Linked DNA regions of Mus musculus: all the other regions are linked to region 3. A link is a loop called in an ENCODE intact Hi-C map of the cell type or tissue named here. Cell type or tissue: left cerebral cortex. All regions are shown on one strand. Region 1 has its middle 17 kb from the start of Gm20083. Region 2 has its middle 37 kb from the start of Gm20083. Region 3 holds the start of Rgma (repulsive guidance molecule family member A). Region 4 has its middle 24 kb from the start of Gm20083. Region 5 overlaps Gm20083 (a long non-coding RNA gene). Region 6 has its middle 65 kb from the start of Gm6567. Region 7 has its middle 76 kb from the start of Gm6567.

Evidence for each region. Peaks named below come from ENCODE experiments on the same cell type or tissue, not always from the same donor. Only the 100,000 strongest peaks of a DNase experiment are listed, where the experiment ranks them.
Region 1: it touches region 3 in a loop (2.2-fold over the local background); 5 of 42 quality-filtered maps call a loop at or near these places.
Region 2: it touches region 3 in a loop (2.6-fold over the local background); 15 of 42 quality-filtered maps call a loop at or near these places.
Region 4: a loop joins it to region 3, with 3 times the contacts of the local background. A loop is called at or near these places in 7 of 42 quality-filtered maps.
Region 5: a loop joins it to region 3, with 3 times the contacts of the local background. A loop is called at or near these places in 6 of 42 quality-filtered maps.
Region 6: it touches region 3 in a loop (3-fold over the local background); 14 of 42 quality-filtered maps call a loop at or near these places.
Region 7: a loop joins it to region 3, with 6 times the contacts of the local background. A loop is called at or near these places in 14 of 42 quality-filtered maps.

Annotation. Positions count from the first base shown.
Region 1 is chr7:73,198,466-73,202,465 of GRCm38, forward strand. No RefSeq gene overlaps it. Among named protein-coding and RNA genes, the nearest start is that of Gm20083, 17 kb to the left of the region's middle. In left cerebral cortex, no CTCF peak of the experiment used is centred here; DNase peaks (open chromatin) are centred at 1,633 and 3,142.
Region 2 is chr7:73,145,128-73,149,127 of GRCm38, forward strand. No RefSeq gene overlaps it. Among named protein-coding and RNA genes, the nearest start is that of Gm20083, 37 kb to the right of the region's middle. In left cerebral cortex, no CTCF peak of the experiment used is centred here; a DNase peak (open chromatin) is centred at 2,301.
Region 3 is chr7:73,374,668-73,378,667 of GRCm38, forward strand. Rgma (repulsive guidance molecule family member A) reads left to right here and starts at 853. Exons shown (of 4, transcript NM_177740.5): 1 at 853-1,221. The coding sequence starts at 1,208. It overlaps A730056A06Rik (RIKEN cDNA A730056A06 gene), which reads right to left and starts at 1,107. Exons shown (of 2, transcript NR_040325.1): 1 at 850-1,107. In left cerebral cortex, a CTCF peak has its summit at 2,109 (motif pointing left); DNase peaks (open chromatin) are centred at 283, 704, 893, 1,448 and 3 more places; H3K4me3 peaks cover 3,558 bases; H3K27ac peaks cover 3,406 bases.
Region 4 is chr7:73,157,910-73,161,909 of GRCm38, forward strand. No RefSeq gene overlaps it. Among named protein-coding and RNA genes, the nearest start is that of Gm20083, 24 kb to the right of the region's middle. In left cerebral cortex, no CTCF peak of the experiment used is centred here; a DNase peak (open chromatin) is centred at 1,782.
Region 5 is chr7:73,190,222-73,194,221 of GRCm38, forward strand. Gm20083 (a long non-coding RNA gene) reads left to right here. Exons shown (of 3, transcript XR_882223.2): 3 at 1-2,211. Among named protein-coding and RNA genes, the nearest start is that of Gm20083, 8.3 kb to the left of the region's middle. In left cerebral cortex, no CTCF peak of the experiment used is centred here; a DNase peak (open chromatin) is centred at 1,915; H3K27ac peaks cover 850 bases.
Region 6 is chr7:73,035,103-73,039,102 of GRCm38, forward strand. No RefSeq gene overlaps it. Among named protein-coding and RNA genes, the nearest start is that of Gm6567, 65 kb to the right of the region's middle. In left cerebral cortex, a CTCF peak has its summit at 1,949; a DNase peak (open chromatin) is centred at 1,924.
Region 7 is chr7:73,023,704-73,027,703 of GRCm38, forward strand. No RefSeq gene overlaps it. Among named protein-coding and RNA genes, the nearest start is that of Gm6567, 76 kb to the right of the region's middle. In left cerebral cortex, a CTCF peak has its summit at 2,143; a DNase peak (open chromatin) is centred at 2,157.

The DNA.
Region 1 (4,000 bases), 180 kb before region 3:
CTGTAAGTGACAGGGGACAGGGAGGTAGGCAAGGTGCCCGTGAGTGGAAGTAACCAAGATTCGAGGCCGTAGCAAAGAATTAAACCCCTCAGAGTCATGTGGGAGGCACGGAGGTCAAACTTTACTAAGTTTCCAGAGAATAAAGTAGAGGTTAATGTAATCCTAAACAGACTCTTCCCCCCTTCACTTTTATTCCAATGATGGCCAAATGGGGCTTGGGAAATGACTCTGTTTGCCTTGCAAGCACAGGAACCTGACTTCAACTCTCAGAAACCAGAAAAAGCCAGAAAGAGGTACCCAAGCATGCTGACCCAGCCCTGGGGAGGTGAAGGCTGGCAGAGCTCACCCACCTCTCTTCAGAGGAGATGCAACCCCGACTATTCCCACATGCCATTGTTGGGATGGGACATTAGAACACTATAGACGCCCCTTGTTCTCCCCCATGTGTTCTCTCCTTTAAGCTTCATGGTAAGAAGTCTCTGGTTATCCTGATCAAAAGCATCTGTGCCTACACTCCAATGATCACCCACGACACAGAAAAAGAAACCAAGGAGTAGTGGAAGTTAGACGGCATGCTGCCACCACACAGCTGGTCAACAGTAGAGCGAGGATTTGAGCCCAGGTCATCTGAAGCTCATAAGCACACTAGCTGCTATTTGTTTAAGTGTTGTTCTGGCTCTGAAGAGCCTGCAATGCCCTTGAGTATCTATACTGATATAATAGATACTAAATAGTGGACATCTTAAGCAAACAAGGCTTCTCGGTGGATTTGCCAGAGATCTTCAGGGCAGCACTGCCCAGAGGTAACTGGAGGTCATCTATGGACCTTATCCAGCTATGAATATGGTGTCATCTCTATTCTCTTTACACCAAGCATCTGAACAAGGTACACCCAACACACGAGTGTGGAGAACCAATCACAGCTACAGAGGAGATTATGTTTTGAAGTCTGTGGTCATTAGTATTAATTATTCCTGGACAAGCTCTAGAATCTCTAGGAGAAATGCCCCCAGGGCATGCCTATGGGCAGTTATCTTGATTAAGTTAACTGAGGCAGGAAGGCCAGCCCGCTGTGGGTGGCACTATTCCCTAGGCTGGGAACTCAGACTACATGAAAAGAAGAAAATGAGTCGATCACAGTCATTTATCATTCACTGTTTCTTGGCTGTGGATGTCACATGACCCCAGCATTCTGCAAAGTATAAGTCATCTCTTTGATGGACTGTAAACTGGAACAATAAGCTAAAATAAAACCTTCCTTCCTGAAGTTGCCTTTGTCACCATAATAAGAAAAGAAAAGAAAAGAAAAGAAAAGAAAAGAAAAGAAAAGAAAGGGAAAGAAGAGAAGAGAAAAGAAAAGAAAAGTCAAAATCCCAGTATGGGTTGGCAATCTTTACCTTGGAAGTCATATTTGATTCCATTCAAAGCATTGCCCATTGGTTCATGTGTTGCTAGGAGAATGGCGGGGCCTCTGACCATCAAAATGGCATAGAGCTTCCCAGCAGCAGCATTTCAGCTGGTGGTTCTCCTAAACTTAGACTTCTTTATCGCTTATACGATCTCATGGGTGGCAATGACTTCCAAAGGATGATTCAGACCTGGCATTGAGGAGCACAGCAAGCACATATCACAGCTGCCGTTTCTCCCAGCCACTGCCACCCACGAGGGCTTTCACAATGAGCCTGTTGCACCAGGAGCCAGGTGCAGCCAGCATTGTTTATCAGCAGGTGTTAGACAAGCCCATGGGAACCTCACTTTCCTGCCAGGCAGCAAAGGCCCTGGTTCCTGCTCTTCTTGGCTTTATAACCGAATGTCACGGCAGGGCTTTCCAAAGCCACAAAACCCACAGAAATAAACCAGGGTGGCAAATTTTGCCTCCCTTAGCAGTAGTACTCCTTGTTCAGTAGGTACTGTAATTGCTTTCACAAAGTAATGTTTGCTGTGAGCCAAGTCCCTAGACCACCACCAAAGAAGACACTCGAAAAGATCTCTGGCCTCAGTGTGAACTGCTGTAGATCCATCCATCTTCTCTGCCTGTATTCTTCATGAAACTGGGCACGACGTGTTCGTCTTTTCATTCTCAGGTATCTCTTACATGTTTGCCATGTCCGTACATACTTTTTGACACTCACCACTGTGCAGGGTATACCTTTATTGCCTTCGAAGTCCATGCCCATCCCTGAAGAGTTAGCAGTTCTTTCTTCATTGTTTTTAGTTTCCATTTTTAAACTCTAACTTTTTTTTATTGTTTCCTTTGATGGTGCTTTTTAAAAAATAATAATAATTCTTTTTCTGTTCACCAAAGTACTTCGTTTTCAATGTAGAAAATTTGAGAAATAGCAGGCACAGTGGTGCAGAGAGCTGAGACTACAGAGGCAGGCAGCTGTCTGTGAACTGGAGGGCAAACTGCTCTACACAGCAAGTTCCAGGACAGCAAGGTCTACACAGTGAGACCTTCTGTCAAAATTAATTAATTAATTAATTAATTAATTAATTTTGGGGAAAATATATACATAAATCCTATAACTTTGCCCTATGTAGCACTATTGGTGTTTTCCTATGCTTATTTGTAATGCTTTGTAATTTTATATATTTTAATCCAAATTATGACATATATTTGTACCCAAGTATAATATATACTTTCCTTATTTAACATTGTCTCTTAAGAATCTTAGTATCATTAAATAGTTTTTAAAAATGTTTTATTTGTTGGCTCCATAATATTTCATCTAAAAACCATGTGATGATTAACAACCTCCCAATTATTAGATCCACTTTGTTGTAAATGACTGGAATAAAAAACAGTGATGAGTAAATTTTTGCCTCCACACCAGTGTGTCTGATGCCGAACATGGAATAGGACAATGATGTGAACTTATTTGAGCTTTTTACCAAGTACTGCTCTCCAGAAGTTCAAAATCATTTTCAGTCCCTGGCAAGGTCTCCAGGAGGGGGGGGGGGGTTCCCTTTCTATCGTCGCTGCCCAAATCAAAAGCCTTTTCAGACCTTTGCTAATATACCAGGGCAGGAGGAGGGGTGACATTTTATTTTTAATTTGCATTTGCTTAATTACAAACATAGCAGAATATTTTTGCATTTCAATTACGACTCCATCTGGAGTTTATTTTGGTGTTTGAAGTGAGAAGAGGCTTTCATTTGAGTTCCCCTCCCCAAGAGCCGATGCCGTTTGGAAAGATGCATTGTGTGATGACCACTTGGTTGTCCACCGAGTTCTGGAAGGCAGACTATGGTCCAGCAGACCAGTCAGCCCCGCCACAAGTCCAGGAGGTTACTGTTTCGGTTTTGACAACTGGCCTTGAACTCACTATGTAGCTTGAAAATAGCCTCCCAAGTGCTGGGATTACAGGCATGTGCCACTATACCTGGTTTTATGTGATGCTTAGGAATCCAGCCCAGGGCTTCAAGCTTGCTCGGCAAGCACTCTACCAACTAAGCTACAGCCCCATCCCGACTATTTTATTAGTGTGCTCTTATACATTTCATAGCCAATAATTATTACTCCCATTGACTGTAGAATCGTTTTTATTTAGTGCTCTCTCCCTCTCTCTCTCTCTCTCTCTCTCTCTCACACACACACACACACACACACACACACACACACACACACACACACACATACACAATTACCCTGGGAATTTCAGACTAAGACTTATGAAGCTCATTAGCAGGCTTACATCATTGCATCCTGCAAGTGACATGTAGGATGTGTCCCATCATCTGAATCTCCCTTTGTATCTGTCAATAAAGTTTGGACATTTTTGTGTCAATGCTTCGAGGTATTGTGTGAGTTTTCTTGCTCATGTCATGGCATCCAACTCTTGCTTGGTCGCTTAGACGTGAGTGCTACTATTAGTGTGCTTGTCAGAATTACCTGTTAAATTCATACGTGAGCGAATTAAGTTTTACCGATTGGATTTCAGCACAGATCGGTTTAGCAATTCCTTGTGGGATTTAATAGTGTAAGTGATAGGAGATAAAT
Region 2 (4,000 bases), 230 kb before region 3:
GCAGAGCAACTTCAAAGGGAACTGAAGGCCTCCTTCCCACCCTGCAAGTCTGAGGCCTCAAAGCTTCTCAAAAAGGAGAATGTTCGCAACTCCCTTCAGCATTTCAAAAATGCTAATAAAAGCCATGCACTGGCCCGTAAGGGGCCCAGGCTAGCTCAACTGTCATAGTGCTGGGCTTCAGCCTGGTAAAATGCTAGAGTGATCTCAACTAAATGGAAAATGCACAAAGACTCAGACCCCTGAGGAGAACAAATGCATCTGTCATTAAACTTAAAAGTGAAGAAAAAAGAAAGTTTTTTTTTTCTTAGCAAACTGGTATGTTAAGTGCGCCAAGGTCTCCCTGAGCTCTGTAGCAGCAGGCCAACAATCCTGCACAAAATGCTCACTAATAAGGAAATAGTCAAAAAAGTCACCTTAACAGGTGACTGCCAAGGCCAAGGTACAAGTGGCCTTGTGGCAACAGAACTCCTCCACAGGGTCCCAGGAAGCAATGTGGTGGAGCATCCCATCCGGGACTTGGGAACTGGAATCTCAGGAACTAGTGAACTTCTGACCCCAGATGCCCCAGGTCAAGGAGGGCTCCGAGAATGCCTCTGGGTACTCGTTAATCTCCTACAGAGGTACTGAGAAGGTGGAAACCTCGCTGGCCACAGAACAGAGAGGTGGACTCTTTGGAAGGTCGTTATCTAATTAAAATTAGATGAGGGGAGAGCTCTGATAATTGCTAAGCAGTCAAAAGAACACATGTGGGCGTTCTTTCGACACACACACACACACACACACACACTCCCGTTTCTTGCTCTGTCCCATGTGCCTCTAATACCATCACCAAATGAGGTCCCTCTGCTTCATATGTTCAGAACTATGAGCTAAAATAAACCTTTTGTCTTTATAAAGCAGACTGCCTGGAGTATGCAATTACAGTCACAAAGTGTGTGGGGAGGGGTGGGGGCTGGAACAATACAGGGGCACCATTTAAAGCTGCTCCACGATGCATAAGGCAAGAAGAGAAGAGGCTGGGCATATAGGTTCAGAGTGCAGCGGACAGCGTGCTTCACTTGCCCTCTTCTCCCCTGCACAGCTTTGCAGTCTTCCAAAACCCTCCTCAAGGATCCCCCACTCCTCTCCAAGGCCCGGATTAGTGATGTTCATGGCAAGCTAACAGCTGTCTGTCTTTCTAAGAGCACAGAGATGCTGTGTGGAAACTGTGACCACATCACGAATAACAGGCCGTGGTGTGTATGCCAGAACCCCCACCCCTACTATTTTAGGGAAGCCCAGGAAAAAGTGACTACCCTTCCCCCAAAAGCAAACACACAGAAAAGCCATGAGCTAGCTCATCTTTACCCTCCTCATTCGTGTATAAGGAATGCCCACTGCGGCCCACCACCCTGCATCTGTGGCTCTTGCTTTGCAACGTTGAGCACAGGTGAGACACTCCTGCTATGACTACTGCTTCCTGACTCACCAGAGGATGATGTCCCCCTGGGGACCAACAGGCCTGCAGCCTATCACTTCCATTTATGTTGGATAAAATGATCTCTGGTAGATACCGCCATCTAACTTGTAAATAATTATTTGCTAGGTTTTGGTAGCCCATCAAAGCCGTAAACGCATGCTACCTTCCTCAATAAAGCTTTTCCATTGCAATCACTTTATGGTCTACTGAAGTCTCTGTTTCCATAAGACATGGACTCTAGGGATCCTGCAGATAGGCAAGCCCAAATGAGAGTCATCAGGTCAGATATTATATGTTGACTTTTTAAAGATGTGTGATACTTGGGTAAAGAGGCCAAGTGACTCTCTCCCTGTCCTCTAAAGCTTCTAAATAGTATGTTAATACCCACAAGTATCAACCTGCAGGCCGATCTGTGTGTGTGCTCCGACGCTAGTGCCTAAAGGGGGAACCATTAACAACCAAAGAGCTAAGTTACATGTCTTACTGTGCTTATGTATGTCTGTGTATGTGTGTATATGCCTATGTGTATCTGTGCATATTTGTTGTTTGTGAATGTCTACGTATGTCTGTGTATGTGTGTATATGCCTATGTGTATCTGTGCATATTGTTTGTGAATGTCTACGTATGTCTGTGTATGTGTGTACGTCTTTTCTATGCATAAATGTGTGTGTGTGTGTGTGTGTGTGTGTGTGTGTGTGTGTGTGTGTGTATGTTCTCTAATATATACCCTGCAGTATGAGGATGACATGGTGAGAGTTTGCACAAGCCCAGGCTAACTTCTGGTGTGTGCTGCAGATTTGAATTTTGGCAGAAAGAAATGGGCAGAGGAAATGTGCCATTGGAAGTGGAGGAGTGGGAAGAAGGAAGGGGTGAATCAAGCCCAGCTGAATAAAGAGCAGATGGCTTAGCCTGCTTACTTTGCCACAAATCAGGGGAAATATTAGCACACAATAGAAAAACCTTTGTGCAGACAACCATTCAGAAACCTCTTAGAGTTGAGATGTGTCCTCAGGAGAGCCATAGGTTCAAGCCCTGCTTCCCCAAGGTGGCTATACTAGAGACAAGAGCATTTAAAATAATAATAATTTAAGTTAAATGAGGGTATTCCTGTGGGTCTCTAATGGAGCAGGGATATGTCCCAGAAAAAAAGAATATGAAGCACGAAGGGATGCGTGTGTGCCCAGAGGAAAGGCTGTGTGTGCTAGGGTGTGCAAGAAGGCAGCCATTGCTAAGCCAAGAGAGAAAGCCCAATCCCCCTCCCCCCTGAAAGTCAAAATCTTGGACTTTCAGCCTCCACCATAGGGTGCTGAAGGTCCAGTCTGTACAGTCTGCAGTAATTAGTCAACTACTTGTCACCCCGTCCTGCCACTCCTGTCCCTGCATATAACCCCAGGACTTTCCCAACCACTTCATCTCATTTATGTCCATGGCAACACACAGCTTACACCGAGAGCTTACAAAGATTCCTTACAGTTGTCTTGGGATACAGATTCTGTACTCCAGAAACCATTTCCAGCCAGTTCTACATTTTGCACACATCTTGACCTCTTATATAAAATGTACTTGCACTGAAAATTCATTGGTGAGAGACAGCGCCTAGTAAATGCAGCAGCTGCATTCCTCCTGTGGAGCGGCTCAGAGTCCGTGAGCTCACACCCATCGTCTCTGCCCAGCTATCTCCCTCCTCCTGCAACCTCGGGTCTACGTCAGACAGTAGGTGTTTCTTCTCTAGCATTGAACCAGGTAAGCAGTGAGTTACTCGTGTCCCACCATCCCACCCTCTTTACTCAGCTCTGGACACACTGTACAATGGTGAGCAGACGTCACTGTCCCTCTAGACAAAACCCAAACCCAAAGGCTGGAGACATGGCTCCTTGGTTAAAAGCACTTGCTGCTCTTAGTTCCTAGCACACATGTGGAGGTTCACCACAGCCTATAACCCCAGTTCCAGGAACTCAGATGTCCATATTCTGACTTTTGAGATCACTGCCCAAACATGGTACACATATGAACATACATGCAGGTAAAAACATATATACAAAGTAGTCTTAAGCTGAAAAACCATAAAAATGATATGAGCAATTTATAGCAATATCCTTTACCCATCTGAATCTTTCATGTTTCTGGTTGGGTTTCGACAACTTGACAGGGGCCTAGACACATCCTCGAGGAGGAATGTCAAAGGAGAAAATGCCTCCTCCAGATTGCCTGTAGGCATTTTCTTGACTGATGACTGACATGGGTAGGCCCAGTCAAGGTAGGGGGTACCACCTTTGGGCAGGTGGTTCTGAGTTCTGTAAGAAAGCAGGCTGAGGAAGCCATAAAGGGCAAGCCAGCAAGCAGCTATCCTCCATGTCCCTGCCTTACGGGTCTGGCCTCTATATTCTTGCCCTGCTTGGGTAGCTGCCTACCTGAAAGTATAAGGTGAATGGAATGGTCCCTTTCCATGTTGCTGTTGTTCATAGTATTTCATCAGAGTGATTATAATCCTAAGGCTATGTCCTATGGAGTCATCCAACTCTAGCTTAAAAACAAAATCC
Region 3 (4,000 bases):
GCGCTTGGTTCAGATTAAGAGAAGATCGGGTCGTAACCCCTGTATAAAATATCCTGGCAGCGCTAACTGTTCAGTGATAATTTGAGTGTGAGCTGTGTGTCCCGGCTGACTTCACACCCCAGCTAGGGTTTCAGACCTATACGTGGTGTTGGGGTGAGACCCTGGAGATGAGCTGCTGGCGGCTGGCTGTGCTCTCCACTGTGTGCGTGAGCTGCATGAAGAATCCTTTTGAGAAGCCCGGAGTTTCCTCTGGCAATCTATGCGAGAAGGGTGCGGGGCGGGGGAGGAAGACGCTGTGACCGGAGGTTACCTCTGAGCTGGACTGCAGAGGGAGGGGTGGGGGAGTACAAGACAGTCTGTTTACTCCAGACTGCGTGTATTCGCGCACTGTGCATGCAATATACATATTATTTATTTTTTCCAATAAGATTCTAAATAGGAGTAAAATCCCTATAGAACAAAGGTGACTTTCGGCAGATGTCAATATTTATCCACGATTGGAAACCTCTAACCACCGTAGGCTCCCAGGTTGAAAACGTGGACTCCAAGCCACCTGGCTCAGGGTTAAGAAAGTTGGATGCGTTAGCGGAAGGGAGGGTCGCTGCACTTGCTGCTCGAACCCTGGGATCGCGAGCCCGCAGGGAGAGTGTGCGCTTTCTGCAGGCTCACCCCCTACGTCCTCACACACCCACTAGCGCGGATCAGCAAGGGTGGGACCGCGGCGGGGCGGGGCCTTTGGAGCCCAGACCCCACCCCTCCCCCTCCCTCTGCTCCGCTCCGCCCGCGCTCGCCCCCCCGCCCGCTCCCGGGGTGCCCGGCCCGCCCCCTCCCTGCCGCGCGCAAACGAACCTCGCGACGCCGCGCTCAGCGGTGGCGGTGGCGGCGACAGGCCGGGCGAGGCAGCAGGTTAGCCCGGGCCGCCCTACTCTGCAGGCGTCTCGGAACTGCAAGCTACGCCGCCCGAGCCCTGCGCCCGGGAAGCACTGGCCAGCCGGCCGCTCCTGAGGCTCGCTCCTCCAGGCGCTCGCAGGCATGCAGCCGGGGAGCAGGCGGAGCGCCCCGGGTCGCTACTGAGTCCGCTGAGCTGCGGGGACCAGCGCCAGCCGGGCCCCTCCCACCTCACCCAGGGGCCCACGAGCGACCGCCCTACACCTAGTCTTCGCGCGCAGCCCCGCCAGCGCCAACCCCCCGCGGGCTGGAGGGGCTCATGCAGCCGCCAAGGTAAGCGCGGACAGCGGGGGCACGGGGTCCTGAGGTCCCCAAGGCGCTGCGGACACTTGCGCTCCGCCGCCTCACTGATTAGTGGCTCCCCCAACCCGGTGTCTCATCTCACACACTTAGGGTTTTGCCTCGGATGACTCGCCTTCGCACTTGGCAGCAGGAAAGTTTTGTGGTTTGGTGTTTTTTCTTTTCCCCCAGCCCCCTAAGATGCTGCCATGAGGGCAGTAGGCGCTGCGCGTGGCTGGGCAGACCCGGCGCCTGTCCCACCCACTGTGTACCGCCTGGAGCTCTCTCTCCTGCGCGGCCACCTCTTCCGGAGGCGAGAGCCCCCCTGACCCACAGAGCTCTTGACAGATCTGATCACCCCGCTGACCCACGGTGAAACCGGATTCTCTCACTTAACCCAGGCCCGGGTTGCAGAAGCTGGAAATGAACGCACCTGCCCCGGGGCCGTCGGCATTGTACATTGTACAGTGTGAGTGACCCTTGCTTAGGAGCGTCCGGTGTGCTAGACTTGGGGTGGTGGCTAAGGGGCAAGGGTCCCAAAAGGTCCGACGTTCCTAAGAGGAAGGCAAGGCACCACGAGGACTCAGCGCCTGACTTGAGCCATGGCTCATCCCTGAGTGTTAACTAGGGGTAGAGGGACAGGTGTATTGGGGGACCGGTGCAAATATGAATGACACTTGGATGCAACTCTTGATTGCATCTTACTAGAGTAGTTGCATTAGATTTTCTCGACGAGGGAGTCAGTTTCCTGAGACTGGAACTTTAATGGGAGCCTGTGTGCTGTTATTATGTGGTGTGGTTTCGGAAGGCGTTGGATTGTATTTATTTTATAAATTGGGTGTCTTGAAGCGGATGGATTAGGGGAAATATCGCCATCTAGCGGAAATGGTGATCTGTACCTTCCTCACAAGCCATGAAGTTGGGCGTTCTCAAAGTTCCCCTATATGAGGAGATGGAGAGATGGGAACTAGCCAACGTGTCCAGAAAGACTGTTTCTCTAGTGCTCAGGCCATCCTGTAAGCGGGGCTTGAGCACCCGCTGCCCGGAGCTTAGCTCTCAGGACCGAATGACGAATTGTATTAGTGGCAGGATATCACCTCCAGGACTGCCATTCCCTTCTGTGTAGTTTTGGGTTCTTCTAGCAAAAATAAAGTAAACGGTCACCTGCCTTTGTCCCTAGGCATCTGGTCCAGGGATCTGGCAAGCCTGTCACGGTCACTTTACTACTCTCTAGTTCATCTGTACCTATATAGTGATTTGTGAAGTTAATGTTAAGCCCTGACTCTTAGAAAAGAGATTAGATGCTAAAGTGTGCTCTTAGGGTAACTGAAGAACGGGAAAGAGCGTCATGCCATCTCCACTGAAAGGGAACAGTGTACCCCCAAATGGCCTCTTGGTTTTTTTGTTTGTTTGTTTGGTTGGTTTTGTTTTGTTTTTTGTTTTTTGTTTTTTTCACACACACAAGGGGAAGAATTTCTGCTGTTCAGGCAGGCCTACTTCCCGGAATGACTGACAGGCAGGATGGCAGCAGTTGGACAAAGGCTCTGGGTGGGGCACCCACGCATCCCGGCGGGCAGGCTGCACGTTCTTTAATGGCTGGATTTGCTGCCACCTTCCAGGCCTGCGGATACTAGCAGGGAATGAGTTCTCTGTGTGAAGGGCGCTCCGGCTCCTTGGAGGGCATCCTGGCTTTCTGCCTGTGATAAAGCGCTTTCTCCGAGAGGCTCCTCTGGGCTTCAGTGGTAGTAAGCAGGGATCCGGCCTCTTTCTTTGCTCTTTTCTCGTAGGTCTTATGTGTCCCAGGCTGTTATTTACTTGTCTATGGAGCCAAAAATGACCTTGAACTTCTGATTCTCCTATCTCATCTAATACATGCATTGTTGGGAATCAAACCCAAGGCTTTTTGGGTGCCGGGCAAGCACTTTAGCAGCTGGGCCACATTCCAAGTTCCAAATCTCCTTTTTTCCCCCAAAACTCTGCCCCTTCATTTCCTTCGCAGATAAAGGCTGGCGCTATCTATCACTCCTAATACACGTGTGGCTCATCTGTCCATCCTACCCCTGCTGTCCTGTCTTGGCTCTGTCTCTCCACTCTCACATATTTGTTTAATAACATGACAGAAGGGTTCCTAGACCAGCTTGGAATCTTATAAAGGGAGCATATCTGACTTTCATTGCTGCCTGCCCGGGATGTAGGTGGATACAGAAGGAAATGCGGCATGGAGGTTCCTACTGAATGTGATTCCTGAGCCTGCTCTACAGCAGTCTTCGGCAGCCCAGGTTCAAAATTAAAGAAGTGGAAACTGCGCATCCCTGACACCAGGACAGGGCATGATGAAGCCAGGATGCTCACTGCTACCAGGAAGCAGGCTGGCATTTTCATTTCCTGGGAAGAAAGGATTCCAGAGATGTGTAGGGGCGTGGCCATAGTGCTGAGTCTAAAGCCCGTGGGTCTCAACCCCCTTGGGGATTGAATGACCTTTCCACAGGGGTCACATATCAGATATCCTGCATGTTACATATTTACATTACAGTTCATAACAGTAGCTAAATTACAGTGATGAAGTAGCAACAAAAATGATTTTATGGTTGGGAGGTCACTGTAGCATATTAAAGGGCCACAGAGTTAGGAAGGTTGGGAACCACGGGTCTAAAGTGCTCTTTTCTGCAACAGCCTTGCTAAATGAATTAGGTTCAAGCACATTTTAAAAACCGTACACGGCTGCAGAATCTCATCCTGCCTTAAAGTGTGCAGGGTAGACAATGAAACAGGT
Region 4 (4,000 bases), 220 kb before region 3:
ACATCTATATGCTTTCTATATACATCTATATACTTTCTATATACATCTATATACTTTCTTCTCATTTTAAATACATCCACTTCTCACTTCTTTCTTTAATATTCTCCCCCTCTGTGTTAGCCAGCTACTAATCACTGTGATGGAACAACACAAGAGGAAAACCCATCTAAGTGACAGAAGGTTCCATTCATAGAGCATTATGTGGCAGGGAACATGTCACAGAATAAAGTTGCTCACCTCATGATATTCAGGAAGCAGACAGAGGAGAAAAAAAAAAAAGGAGATTAAGGGAAAAGACAGAGCCTCCCAGAGCAAATTCCCATGAATCTACTTCCTCCCATCAAGATCTGTCTCCTTGACTCAACAGATAAGAACGTTGGCTACTCTTCCAGAGGACCTGGGTTCAATTCCCAGCACCCACACCACAGCTCACAACTGTCTTTAACTCCGGTTTCCAGGGATATGACACCTTCATGTCCACACACGTGCAGGCCAAACACCAAAGCACATAAAAAAATAATAAAAATCATTTTTAATAAAAAAAAAAACTACCTCCTATAGCGTTCACTATCTCCTAAGCCCATCCACATGAATCTATTGAGAGACAGGGTCAGGAGAAAGCCCTCATCATCTTGAACCATGGATGCACAGGAGACATGCATTCAATACACAAATCTCTGGAGGACGTTCCATAGTCAGACGATAGCATCTACCTTTCTTGGCCTCACCCAAGGCTCCCAGCTGTCCCCTTGGGTACCCTAGTCACCCACTCCACTCCACATCCATAGTTAAAATATGTCTGACGTCAACGCAGACCTAAGCAGGAGCTCTCCTTTAGTGAAATGGCACACACACCAACCCACTCTTGAGCCAAACTTATCCTCAGGAAACTACTTAAAGGAGCCCAATGACTAGTAAAAAACAGAAACCTGGGAATTACTCAGTGCTCCCACATTAGGAGAAAACTACAAAGAGATCTAGTCACACGCACACACACACAATATCTCCCATCTTGTACACGCACTTAGCAACTATCCATACGAGAACAATTTGAGGAGATTTGAGTACCTACTAAGGTGGTTAAGTGAGTCAATGGGGGGTCATAGCAAAGAAATTAAGAACACAGAATCTTAATTTGGTCTCAGTATTAAGAATTTATCATCCTTGAACAGAGTAAGGGCTGTGGGTTTTATTCCCACACCTAATTAAATCACAGTGCGATTTTTAAATCCGATAATTAACAAAGATGGGGGAAATCTGAATAATCTAATTTTCAATGTTTGATTCCTGGAACTCACTGGACCTGAATTTAGAAGAGTCTCACACAAACTGCTCCATTAATCACAGGCACTCCGCTACTCGAAGTATGCTTTGTTAATAGACTCCTTTTTCGAGCAGTTTTAAGTTCCCAGCAAGCACATTAGACTCTTTAGAAATAACATTTGGGGGCTAGGGAGATAATTCAGGGATATACTGCTTGCCACGCAAGCATGGAAGCTTGCATTTAAATCCCCATTCCCACCTAAACAGCCAGGTGTGGTGTCCTCCCATCCATGGAGGGGCCTCACTTCAAAGCCAACCAACCAACCAACCAACCAAACAAACAAACAACAAAAAGACAAGGCTGATGGCACCTGAGGAACAATGCCCAGATACTGTTTAGCTTTGGCTAGATCCTTTAGCTTTGGTGTGTAGGTGTTCACACTTGCCTCTGCACACACAGAAGTGTGTATGCACCCGGGAGTAGCAATTTTGTTAAAGTCTAAAAACATGACCAGTCCAACAAAATTGTTCACACATAACTCAGGATGCTGGGTATTTGTGAAGTTCCGTGGTTTTCTTGAGATAGATACATGCACTTGTTAAGCATAGGACTCGTGCCCATTTGTCTAATTGCCTGATGAAAGCAGAGGCCACTGCTTATACACAGAGCCTGGCGATTTATGTCAAGATTCATCCATTGCAGAGCTTCTGCTCCTGATGCTTTTTCACATTTAGCAAGTTTTCTTCTTCCAAGAAAGAATAAATTCAGGTTGCTTAGGACTTTGTTTATAGCAGACATTGCAGGCAGGCATGGTGGCCCGTGCCTTTAATTCTAGCACTTGGGAGGCAGAGGCAGGTGGGTCTCTATGAGTTCAAGGCTAGCCTGATCTATAGAGTGAATTCAAGGACAGCTAAAGCTTAGAATTTCAATACTTCTGGGGACCCAGGGTGAGCTTTACTATTGTCTATTTTCTGCTTTAGGGCCTGAGGTTCAGAGAACTATAGCTGCATAGCTCTGCATCAGCAATGCATGCGTTTGAACCCAGCTATGTGCAGTGACTAAACAGATTAACTTGACATTTTAGCACTTTCCTGAAATGCTAGATAACTTCAATCGTTGAGTAGAGCAGGTTAAGGTCGAAAGTGTATTATGCTGAAATAAGAGGAAATTTTGAGTTCACAGTGAAGTTTGAGAAAAATACTGAGGTGGGCATGGTGGTGCACGCCTTTAATCCCAGCACTTGAGAGGCAGAGGCAGGCAGATTTCTGAGTTCGAGGCCAGCCTGGTCTACAGAGTGAGTTCCAGGACAGCCAGGGCTACACAGAAAAACCCTGTCTCAAAAAACCAGAGAGAGAGAGAGAGAGAAAGAGAGAGAGAGAGAGAGAGAGAGAGAGAGAGAGAGAGGAAGGAAGGAAGGAAGGAAGGAAGGAAGGAAGGAAGGAAGGAAGGAAAATACTGCCTAAGTGGCACTAGAGGCAAATGTGGATTTTCCCATCTTTTTTTAAAAATTATTTTATTATTCTGTGTGTATGGATGTTTGGCCTGTATCTATGACCTCCACAAAGATCACAAGAGGGAATCAGATCCTCTTGGAGGAGTTACAGACGGTTGTGGACCACCATGTGGGTCCTGGGGATTGAACTCAGGTCCCCTGGAAAAGCAGCCAGTGCTCTTAGTCACTAAAGCCATCACTCCAGCCCCCAAGTGTAGTTTCTGAGGCAGCGCTGTAAAACTGGGGCTGAGAGATGACTTGCCGGCTATCAAAAGCAATTACTGCTCTTGCAGAGGGCCTGGATTCAGTTCCCACAGGAAGATTCACAACCACCTGAAACTCCAGTTCCAGGGACTCTCACACCCTTTTCTGATTTCCACGGACTCCTGCACTCCTGTGGACTACACAGATACAAGAGCTGCTCTTGCCGAGGACCCAGCTTCAGTTCCCAGGACTCACAGGGTAGCTCCCAATCACCCATAGCTCCAGCTCCAGGAAACGCAGCTCCCTCTTCTGGTCTCTGTGGGGACCAGGCATGCAGGCGGCACACACACAGACCTGCAGGTCAATCACTCGTGGGAATGAATAAAGAGGGGACCTAAGTTGGAGAAGCATCCTGCGCGAACGTGGACATTCTCTGGTGACAGGCAAATGTCAGACTTACAGGTAGAGTGAGACTTAGTTTGCTGTCTTGAGAATTCCTGGCCTGGATCTTTTCTCCCTCTAGTGTCCTTGTAACCAAGATAAATCAACCAGATGTCACTGTGTCCTTAAGGACCGGCCTTATCATCACTCACACACACACACACACACACACACACACACACACACACACACCACCCTGGACGCATCCACACATTGCCACATTGTGTGGGTTAATCTTGATTGCCAATTTGATTGGATCTTGAATCAACTAAGACAGTCACCCCTGGGTGGATCAATGAGGGAATGCTGAGGAGGGCTTAGATGAGGGACGACTTTCCTCCAGAGATGGCATTAACTCGGCTATAAATAGAGTTGGGAAACCAGCCCTGTTTGCTTGCCTGCCTTGGCTTCCTCTTGGTTCTGCTCACATCCCTCACAAGCATCAGCACAAAGCGTCTCCTTTCAGCCTGGACTGACTGACGACTAGAGCATTTCTGGTCACTTCCCAGGCCTTCAGCACTACACCAAGACTGCTGCAGCATTCGCCTTCCTTAACAGAGGAAACTTCCTAAACGGGTTCTCTCTCCGGCATACAACTG
Region 5 (4,000 bases), 180 kb before region 3:
AGGACTCCCATCTTTCGTGAGATGCTGGCTTCCATCTTCCTCCTCTCTACCTAATAGACTCACTCTCTCTCTCTCTCTCTCTCTCTCTCTCTCTCTCCCTTCAAAGTCTCAATCTGAAACCCCAGCCCACAGATAGTCCTTCTTGTCCTTCTTTTGGGAACTGGCAGCACAAATTTTTTTCAACTTGCAATGGTTACATGCTGATAAATCACACTGCAAGTATCACAGGTTAAATGCATGTAACCCACCCAAGCTATTGAGCATCACAACTCATGAACAGCCCTGCTTAGAGCAGTTTTAATTTCCCTTTGTGGCCATGAGCTATGTGGGAGCAGCAGAGGCCACTGTCCAGTATCACGAGAGTGTGTTGGGAACATCTACCTGGGCTCTCTCTCCTATGCTTTGTCAGTCTTCTCTTAGGATTTGGCCCTGGCTCCTGTTAACCTCTGTGACAGTTGGGAACAACAGCTTGAGAAAGTAACATCAAGTTATAGCAAGGATTGGACATGCTGAAGAGCTGTCATATTCTGGTCTCTGGGTGAAGTTCCTGGCAAGCACAGAGCTACCTAAGATACTAGTCCTGCCTGGATGTGCCTCTTGTTTCTGGAACTTTCACACGTATGCTTGTTCTCTTCTTTAAGGCTTCCTGTCTCAAAATAGGTTCATTCCTGGATTCCCCAACACAAGGCACAAAACGCTCAGCACAGTCCAGGGCTTCGTATACAGCAAGAGCTCAATCACTAGTCATACAGCAAGTGCTTAATCGCCAGGCATACAACTCAATCACCAGTCACAGGCTCCTCCCATTATTGAATCATGTTTCATGTCATTCACAGAAGCTTTCTCATGAGCCCTGTGATTCACAACTGCATGGCTCACTGTTTCCTAGAGCCCCATATCACATTGAACCCACTGGAAATACAGACCAGTGAGTGAGATGGATGAGGGCTCTGGGCAAGTGGGGGGTGTAGGTTAGGTCCAGGAATTACCTAGAAAATATGTTTGTGTGTGTGTGTGTGTGTGTGTGTGTGTGTGTGTGTGTTGAGAGTACACATGTCAGGATACACGTGATACACATGTGGAGATTAGAGGACAACTTTGCCGAGTTGATTCTCTCTGTCTACCTTTACAAGGATAAAGTCTAGTTCATCAGGCTTGTACAACAAGCACCTTTACCCACTGGGCCATCATGCTGGCCTTTGCCTAGCAACTTCGAATGTTAACATATGCACTCAGACTTTTGTTCAACTGAAGGTGAGGTAAGGCGATCACAGTGTCTCTGAGAAAGATGGGAAACCCAGGGAAACTGAGCATGGCTCACTGTCTCCTACAGCCCCACACCACGTTGAACCCACTGGAAATAGAGCATTGGAGACCATGCAGCTATTTGCATAGAAATTCCAGGGAGCGCTAGGAGTCGATAGGACTGCCCACCTAAGTAGCAAAGTAAGATGCTGGGGTGGAAGTAGGAAAACATGAGTGTGAGCACATGTGTCAATTACCCTTAAAAAATGTTAGGGAGACTGATGAGGAGGGACAGGAAACAGAAAGTGCTAAGGTTCAGCGATTACCCAAAAAGAAGCCAGCAGATGCATAAATGTGTCGTCCCACTGTTCTCTAGGCTGGTAAGGCATTGAGACACAAACATGATTTGTGCAAGCTTTTAGGAGAAATTGAGACTTGCGGAGGATACAGAGCTTAATAATTCAGTTCTCCCTAAGATTCCCAGCTCAGTGTCTGCCCTGACTTTTGCCTGGTAGCTTGTCGCTGCCACCTGGCTGACAGCTTGATGCAGGCCTGTCACCTTTGAGCATCTGATTGTGAGGCTCAGCCTCCTGGGATCAGAGCAGAACAATAGCCTCAGTCCTCAGGGGCTGACGCTAAGCACCAAACACTGGTCAGCTCCAAACACTGGTTGCCATTCACTTCAGAACGCCTGCTGCTGTGCATGCTAATCCAAATTGGGTTCAAGCCCCCAGCCTCTGCCTCCATTGTTGGGCCATACTTTTCATTCAGCATGAGATCGGAGATCTGCTGAAACCTCATGTTGCCAATAAGAGGAGAAGAGATTGCATTAATCTCAATAAAAATGAGTTCCTCTTAATTTTTTTGTCCTAGAAAGAAAGGAAGGGCATAAAAACATTACACTTGCCTCTAGAGAGAGGGAGAGAGAGAGAGAGAGAGAGAGAGAGAGAGAGAGAGAGAGAGAGAGAGGAAAAGGAAAAGAAACTTGAAAAGACTCTCTTCACCAGATAGCTGAAGCACATAGGTTTACAAGTCAACACAAAGAAATGGTATATCCTTCACATGTTGCTAGCTTATTTTCCTCTCCTAGATATTTTGATTGTTTTCTTTTCCCCCACCCACCCCCCTGGGATGTTTTTAAACACCAGTACTCTATGACCTTTGAAGCAGAGCATCTTTAGAGATGTCGAGTCAAATTTAGAGGACGAGGTAAAGGAGAGAGTTCATCAAGCAGGATATTGGGATTTAGAGAAGTCATTCTACAAACTCAGATCTCCACTGCAAATAGACAGGCAGACAGACAAACAGACAACTGTCTAGAGAGTGTGAGGGAGAAGATGACACACAGATTCTGTGAAAAGGAAACAGAGCAAGAAAAAAAGGAAAAAGCATGAGCGGGGAAAATGTTGCCCGAAAAATCATGTTTCTATCTTTAGTGTCGGAGAAAACCTTGATGATGACTTAGACCTTTTTTGACACACAAATGTATGAACGTGCGCACTCATGAACACACAGCGAGAGAGGCCAAGAGGGGCATGTGATTTGTCTAAGGAAATGGATACTTGATTAAGGCCTGTCCGAATAAGGGCTGTGCATGCTAATTTGTCTGTAGAGGTTTTATGTAAATCTCAGCAAATGCTCCCAGGGAAAGGAGGCACATGGACCTCTACCTTAACAGCTTTCCATTTGCCCCTCTTCACTGACACTCACTCTTGGACCCTTTCTTCCACTCCCAAGTGTCTGTCTGATAAGTGACTATGTGGTGCAGAGTAGGCAGGGCTAGCCCACTGCAGCCAGAGGCTCACATCCAGCCTGCTGCTCCATGCTTTTGTAGTATAATTAAATGGCTTTTAAATTTTATAAGAATCAGAAAAAAATATCTTAACCATATTTCATGGTGCACAAAGTTCACATTTTTTGACATTTGTAGGCTTATATTTTTCAAAACCTACTTTATTTTTTTTTTGACTTTTTAAAATTAGGTATTTCTTCATTTACATTTCAGATGCTAACCCAAAAGTCCTCCAGACCCTCCCCCCACTCCCCTACCCACCCACTCCCACTTCTTGGCCCTGGTATTCCCCTATACTGAGTCATATAAAGTTTGCAAGACCAAGGGCCCTCTCTTTCCAATGATGGCCAACTAGGCCATCTTCTGCTACATATGCAGCTAGAGACACGAGCTCTGGGGGTACTGGTTAGTTCATATTGTTGTTCCACCCATAGGGTTGAAGACCATTTTAGCTCCTTGGGTACTTTCTCTAGCTCCTCCATTGGGGGCCCTGTGAGTTCTTGAAAGCTTTAGATTCCCGTGTAGCCTACCACCCACCAGAGGTAGTAGAAAGAAAAACTTAATGGGGCAAAGGGGGATGTGTTCTGTAGGGCGATTCCAATCTTCACTGTCAGTATCAGCAGTGGTAGCTGGATCTACTCACAAACACCGTTCACCAATCAGTAACAGCAATTCGAGCCAGAAGAAACTGCAAGGCTCTGCCAATCAGCCTGAGGCCACCGAAGCTGCAAGAAGCCACTGATTATCACAAGAAGTTCTTTGGTGCATTTCTTTCCATGAAGTCATGACAAACAATGATGAGCAAAGAAGGTAAGGCAAACCAATGCCACACAGCATTGACCACTGTCTGTTGGGTTAATCTTATTCTCTTTCCAAACATCACGTGCCCTCTCAAGCATCTGTTCCAGAAAAACACCACATGCCCTTTGTCCTGGCAGCTTCCAGACAAATATGAAGTGAAAA
Region 6 (4,000 bases), 340 kb before region 3:
CTGCATGTGTCAGAACTAATTCCAGGAGCATCCTCTTCCATGCCAATCTAGAGTCAACCTTTGAAGCCTGTTCATACAACTCTCTTTGAGAAGGAGAACAGATAAATTTCTTCCAAAGGGAATCACTAGGCAGTGAGAGGTGCCACCATCAATAGATGGGAAATTCAAGTGCACCTCCGGTGTGTGATGGTCCACCATTGTCTTGCATGCAAAATAATGGACTTCACAAAATTTGACACATTCCACTCCAAAATACTGCAGTTAGTTAATTAATCCATGTTTGGTAATCTTATCCATAAAACATCAACAGTGCCTCCTAGTCCATTAACCCCTTGAGTTTCTGGGAACTGCTTTGGAATTGGTCTTAAAAGTTTCAAGTCAGATTGTCTTTGCAACTGATTGGCAAATGACTGGGTCAGTTACATAAACTCAATATGACCCACAGAACTTACCAGCAAAGAGAGCTTAATTTCCCTGCCTCCTACATTTTGCTCTTGGAAGTATTTTAGAAACCATGGCAATTTATAATCACAAAAGGTGTTGTTAGCCAGGATCAAATAAAATAACAAATAAGGTCTTAACCCTCAAGTGCTTTTCCAAGTACTACATAATTGAGTGTACAGCTTGATCTCTTCCACACTCCAACCCTACCCCCACTTTTTTTGTATTTTCCATGATCAACCTTTAACCTCTTGGAGGCTTGGAGGTTGCCTCCTTGTGTAGTCAGTTGAAGAAGAAGCCGAGAGCCAGGGCAGCTGCAGCTGCCTTGTCCTGATCATAGTGACAAGGATGAACCTGAAGACCCAGCTGCTGAGGCCCAGTTGCCCAAGGCTAACTCAGTGTGGAAGGTAGAGTAGAGGAGTGAGGCCCACTTTATGTTACCTGAGGGACTTTTGAGGTTTAATTGCAACCGGTTTTCATGAGCCTCTGCTCTGAGCCAGAGCTCAGGCCAAGCCTCCTTCCATGAAAGCCAGATTGAACCTTTCTAGGTTAATGACACATGAGAGAGAACTTCACAGTCGTTTCTGATGACATTTCAGTTTCTAAGAGCAAGTCCATTCGTGACTCTGCCTCCTTCAGCCTTCCCGGCACTGTAAGGCACACAGCCTTCTCCTGACTGATCCCTGATGTATCTCGGGCTTAGCCACAAAGAGAGAAAACTTGCTGACCAGACATGGCTCTCATGCGCTCACCCTTTGACCCTGTTTTAAAACCTTGTGTGGGACACCTGCTGCATCTTAAGCCAATCCAAAGCACAGGAGATCTAAAGTCACCTCTGAAACTTTCCAAGGAGTCTAGAGTGGTTCCTTCACAAAAGGGAAGATGGGGAAGATGTACATGCTTAATTTAATAGGAGCATCTTGCCCTAAGTGTCATGAGAGAAAAAATGAAGGGAGGAAGGGGGGGAGGGAGGGGGGAGGAAAGAGGGAGGGAGGGAAGGAGGGAGGGAGGAAGGGAGGGAGGGAAGGAGGGAGGGAGGAAGGGAGGGAGGGAGGGAGGGAGGGGGGAGGGAGGGAAGAGAGAGAGAGAGAGAGAGAGAGACTAGAGAAGGAAAGACAACACACACAAACACATGAATCATTTGCAGGAGAAAACTAGAGCTTATTCTTATTTTGGGGCATCTCCCATAAGAACATTGCTTTATTTCGCCGACAGAGAGAAAAAGAGTGACATTTCGCTTCAGCTCCAGGCACAGAGGGGGCCAAAAGGCAAGCCCCACAGAAGAACATCTGGTTGGCAAACACCGAGGAACACAACACCTGCAAGCTCCTCATGTGTTTACGCAGTAACTGCTTGTCCATTATCCACACAAAATATGTTCTGGGGCTGGAAACCCGTACCCTGTGCCAACAAAGTCTGGAGCGATAACGCGGCCTGTTTATCTTGGAATTCCCTGTCCTTGCATGGGCGGGTCGCCCTCAGCCAAGCCGACTCTGGAACATTTTTGTGCCTAGCGCCTCCCTGCTGAAACTTCAACAAGCTTGGAACTGGAGACTGAGGAAAGGGCGTTGGAGAATGCAAGCATAAAGAACGACTGCTGGGCTGCGGGAGTCGTTTGTGCTATTATTTACTCGAGTGTGAAGATTTGCTGGCAGGGCTCTGTCATTTCTGAGCCTCTGGAAGTAGTTGCATGTATCAAAAAACATCACCAAAACAAGCCATCTGAACACCCACACTTACAGGAAACCTTACCCGGGAGACTCAGAATTCTTCTAAAAGAACAAGGCCTGCGGCTTGTGACTCTGCCCTTGGCAGCTGGGGTTGGGAGCCCCCGGCATAATTTATTGTGTCTCCCTTTGAAGCACTCTCTGCTACATAGGAAGCATCCACCCAAGAGACCTGTCTGGAAGCCGTGTGATGGCGACCAGGGCAGAAAAGTCCCCCCCATCAGTCAAAGCCCACACTTGAGGGTTGGGGTCAAGCCCTACACCAACCCTAGCACCACCCTGAGTCAAAATTACTGCTACGGTGAACGCTATTGGCTTGGGAAACAGTGAAAGCCTAGAACGTGGAAGTGAGAAGAGAGGTGTGGGGAAAACAGTCGAATTCCTAGGTATTGGAGTTACAGATCTGTGGGTCTTTTCCTCACAACTCAAAGCTCCTCAGCTTTTAGCCTAGAAAAAGACGGGGAGCTTCCAGGGTCAAGTTGCTTAGCCACGTGGTTTCCCCTCAGGTCTGGCTGGCTGCTCCCTGCTATACCTTAAGGCTTATCATAACTGAAGGACAAGGTACACGCATCGTCGGTCCCCTGCCCATGTGCTCAGCAGGTCCGGTGTGTGTTGGATTGCCTCTCTCTGTCAAAGGCCTTGTGCCTGGTCCATAGAATAAAGTTAAGGAGTCACAAAGTGTGATGCCCAGGAGTCGAAGGAGCTGGGACCCGTGTTGCTTTGAAACTGTGTCTAAACCATTATCCTTATACAGAATTAGACACTACTCTCATACCGAATTACACATTTCCAAGCATGCAGCTCTTCCTCCTCTTGCCTTGTCCTGGGTATGTTAACCCCATTCCCCTTTGACCTGCTCCTCGCTGTATGTCTGAAGACAGGTTTTTGTTCATTAGACATCCTGATTTGTATTTGATCTTTTATGTTTCCTGACTTCTGTGTATAACACACTCAGCTGCATCCAGACGCATCCCATCTAACAAGCAATCTCTAAGGCTCAGCACCTTTATTGTTATTTAATGCTTGGTCCTCTGAAGAGACCATGTCCCAGTAGAATGGCCCAGTGGAGATGAAAACCAGGTAAACCCAGGAAGAGTCACATGATCTCTTTTAAAGACAATATTCACAAAGTACTTCCTATCTCTCAAATTTGTAGTCATTTATTTAAAATTTGCTTATCCCCAGATGCCCTGCCTAGCAACAGCATCAGCCTGACTCTATGCAACAGCAGGGTATGTGAGCCTAGGTTCAGTAATGGTTATGTATTTATGGTGCTTCAGAAACCAGAAACCTTGAACCAGCCCAGCAGTTTATTGCAATGAATATTTGCATGTAAATCTGCTTGAGGGTATATATATATATATATATATATACATATATATATATATATATATAGAGAGAGAGAGAGAGAGAGACTGCAGTTTCTGATGGCATTTCAACAAATGAGTATGTGATGGAAAGATGAAAGAGCTAGAGGAAATGAGTGGTGTCTACTCAGTGGAGAGAGATGGAGGTAGAGACATGACAGCAATGACAGGTGTGAGAGATGGCTGCAGTGGACAGGAGAGCATGTCGCTGAGTAGGGCAGACAGAGTGATGTGCAGCCTGGAGCTTGCATAGACTCAGACCTCAAATATGGTGCCCCCACTGTACAATCGCCCTGGTTCTGAGCAATGACCAGATAGCCAAGATGAAAAATGGTTCATTTTCTGGATTTGACTTCCTCAAAAGACCTCTATGATCCATTCTGCCCCTGGAAGTCACTTTGTGATCTGTGGTCCACTGCCCACATAGTGTTGAAGCCCAAGGTTCATTTGGATGTCCCAGGTCCT
Region 7 (4,000 bases), 350 kb before region 3:
GAAGGAGGAAGGGCATATATCATAGAATATCAATGCCCTTTCTTTAGTCAGGTAATACTTCCTTCCTCAGTTGGGACAGTCTGTGTGACCCCCATGAGCATTTACTCTAGCTTTGTTCTTGCTTCTGCTGTCAGAACATCACCCCCTCTCCAACATGGTAGAAGAATGCTCTACAATATCCCACAACAAAATAGGCACTTGAATATTACATACACTATTTTCAGTAGAATTATTATAACCATTTACTCTTTCAACAAACCCTAGTGCTCAGTGTAGACAAGCAAATCTACCTGCAACTCATATTAACACTGATATCTTGGATCTGATGCCCTTTGAAGAAATTAATTTCTTGGGTAGACAAATCATTCTTTGGACAACATAATTTATCAAAAATAAAAATCCATTACATATTGATGTGATATGTTTTAAGTCTCCTGCAGTTACTAACACTCATACTAGAAAGAGGCTAAGAGAGTCATTCTTTCTTGTCTCGAAAAAGTGGATCAGAAAACAAGATAACAGTTCTCAAATTGAAAAAGAGTTTGATGTACCGCCTCCCACCTGCACCTAAGTGCCCCGAAAATGAAGAACACCATATGGATTCCCAACTTTCTTTTTCCAGTCCAGCTCTCTCTGGCCATATTTATTTCATATATGTGGGTACACTGTCACTATCTTCAGACACACCAGAAGAGGACATCAGATCCCATTACAGATGGTTGTGAGCCACCATGTGGTTGCTCGGAATTGAACTCAGGACCTCTGGAAGAGCAGTCAGTGCTCTTAACCACTAAGACATCTCTCCAGCCCGAGTCTCCATTTTTATCCCCCTCCCACTTCATTCCTTTCTCTGTGCTATGCATTTGTCTTTTTTTTTTTCTTGAACATCATTATTTTTACAACAACCTAAAGGTCAATGTTTTTAAATTAATAATGATTGATAAAGTCTTTATAAGTTCTTTATCACTTATGAGTTGATTATTAAATATTTATTAATTTCTGGGCAGGTTTAATGACCTAATATATAGATAGTAGATATATTGAATTGGGTTTATACTGTCTAGTGTTGCTTGTGTAAAAAAAAAAAAATAGCCAATTTGGTATTTTCAGCTAAAGAATTTTCATGGAATTTTGCATTAAAGTATAATACAAAGGACCATTCTATCTTTCAAATAATAAAAATAGATTATCATGCCCAAGGTAGCCCAAGGTGGCATAGCTAAGAATCAGTCTTTTCTACTTACTCTAATTATAATGCATGTTGTTACACTCACAGATGAGCCCTATACACAGAAACCTGTTGTAAGTTTACTGTGCTGTACTTGGGCACGGCAGAATACTTTGTTTCCCACCCAGATTCCACTATGACCTGGGACTGCCTGCAGAACACCCTGTACCTCTGGCTGCCTTTGCTCAGCACACCATCCACAAGAAAACAAATTAGAAAGGGTGGCAACCCCTAGGTCAGGCGTTATCAAAGAACTCATAGTTTCTGAATTTCTCAGACCTTGTGTTAACTCATCTTTAAACCGAAAGAGCACAACCTCCTTGTAGGGTGGATACGAAAGCAAAATTGAAAAGCCTGGCTCTGTCTAGGTTGGCTAATAGTGAACAGGGTGTGTCCATCCACTTTCCCATCACTCTTCCTTCAGAGTCAGGCCTATGTGCTTGTAGAGTTGAACTAAAATCCTCAAAATTTTTGATCTTTCCCAGATTCCAGCATCCACGTCTACCCAATAACAAAAAAGACTTGGGTTGAAATATACTTTGAGCCAGAGGGACTGAGTGAATTAAGCTCTTTGTGCATTAACAGAGAATAAAGACAAGGGAATGGTCTGGTGTGCACTGAAGGGAGGTGCTTGAAACATAGCCTTCGGTTTCTGTTTAAGAATTTCATACATGCTGGTACTTTTAATACATTCCCTCACCTATAATGCACATCAATTCTGGAAAAGCAACTTTACAGACCAAAGCATGAGAAATAAAGAATCTTTCAAAAGGACATAGAAGACTAGGAAGTCAAGAGCAGATCTCACCAGGCCCTGTGCCTTCCTAGATAATTCTCTTCGTTGAGAAATGTACTACGTGAAGCCTCATCATTTTTTTTTTGAACAATGGAGCTATGCTAGCCAATGCGTAAGGAGGAGCTGTTGAGCAATAAAACCAGAAACCACCCTGCATTTAAGCAATGCACTAAGTACATTCCTTTTAGAATAAAAGTTGAAAAAATATATTGGCACAACGAAAAATATGAAGACAGTGTGAATTGCTGCCAGAGCTTTTTCTTGGGAGATTTAGAATGCAAATCTCACGGCAAAGTTGCTCTTTAAAGAATTTGTTGTTTGCTTTTCTCTGCACTGTGCATGCTAAAATTTAGTTCATTCCCCCCAAATTAACAATATATAAGAATAGTTCTCTAAAACTAATTTGGTAGAAATGCATATTAATAAACTTATGTAAATCCTGTTTTTAACAGGCTGTATAGATGGGGCTTTGGTGTTAAGATAGAGCTTCCTCTTCTCTCTGGAATGAAAAGTAATTGCCAACTTCATCATCAAAAGGCTGAAAGAGTCACACTCCCCGTTCTTGTGTGGGGAAAGCTTGAGCAATTAGCTTGATAAGAGTAAGTTGTCAACAGAATCTAGAGATGGCCAAGGGGTTAGCTTAGTATCTATCATTGAAGTTCAGAGTGGAGGACCTGAAAGGCAGAGAGACTTTGTACACCTCAGACACACACTGGTCAGTTACAAGAGATGAAAAGAGAGGCAGGTTAGAAACCAGTAACTAGTGTCCCAAGAGATATGCCCTCAAGATGACTGAGGGAAGTAGAGGCTCTTCTCGGACATCTCTCCTCTGATGATTCTTACCCCTGACACCTTCAAAGTGACATGCTAAATGAGGTATTAGTGACACACACCATGAAGGATCATTCTGTGTCCAGCACTGCCCAAGATATAGTGCATGCAACTCTGCCATACACCACATTTCATTATGCTTGGTCTATTAGATTCTATTACATTTACCCCCCACATATGTCAGAATCCTCCCCCCTACTTCTACCTTCCTGGAACGGTTCTTAACAAAGCATTGCCCAGTTGCCACAGGACCAAACATCCTCCCCAGGAATTCTATTCTAACCATGTTATGTGTATGTTTATAAACTTACAGCATAAAATCTGCAGGTTGTTTTTTCTTGTGTTTAGTGGATTCTGATAAGAGACTGTATACCAGATATGTTAACAGACACCAGGAAAGAGAAGGGCTGAGTTCTTTCCCAGGGAGCTCACCATGGTTGAAAGGACGTGGTCCCATCATCTCCACCTATTCATCTTTCATCCCGTACTTCTGACACAGCACACAACCTGTGCTTTATAATCTTTCCTAGTCTCTGTCCATCATTTATCTTCCTGGTCAACTCCCATTCAACCTTCCAATACTGAATGTATTTCTTACCTTGGACCTTAAACTTTTAATTCTCTAAACAAGCTCTGTTCTGTGTAAAGTTCCCAGAACATTTTACACTTTTCTCTTTTGAGCACTGTTTCTATTAATTGTGAATATTTACTTTTAAAAACCTCTGTCTTTCAGTAGACTTCATCTGTTGCTCAAGTAAAAAGGAAACAAATTCAGTCAACAATTTTACTGCTGAAGAGTGAACAGAGCACAAAATTACAAAACACAAGCAAAACACGGTTTGGGAAATGAATTTCTTAATTAGTGAAAGAATGCAGACATGGGAATGGGAAGTCATGGGGAAATCTGACACAAAATAACCACACAAATACTTGTTTTCCACCTAGAGTTGTGAATGCTGTAGCGTGAATGGTGTGAGAAACACCTAGAATGTTGAGAGAGGGGGAGTCAACAGACACTGTGTCTCGAGAATGAAGCACTTCACTTGCATATGACCTCAGAGGAATCCATCTATCACATAAATAAATTATTTCCTTAAAAAGGATCCCTATCAGAAAGATGATCTATTTGAGTCCTTAATCTCTTC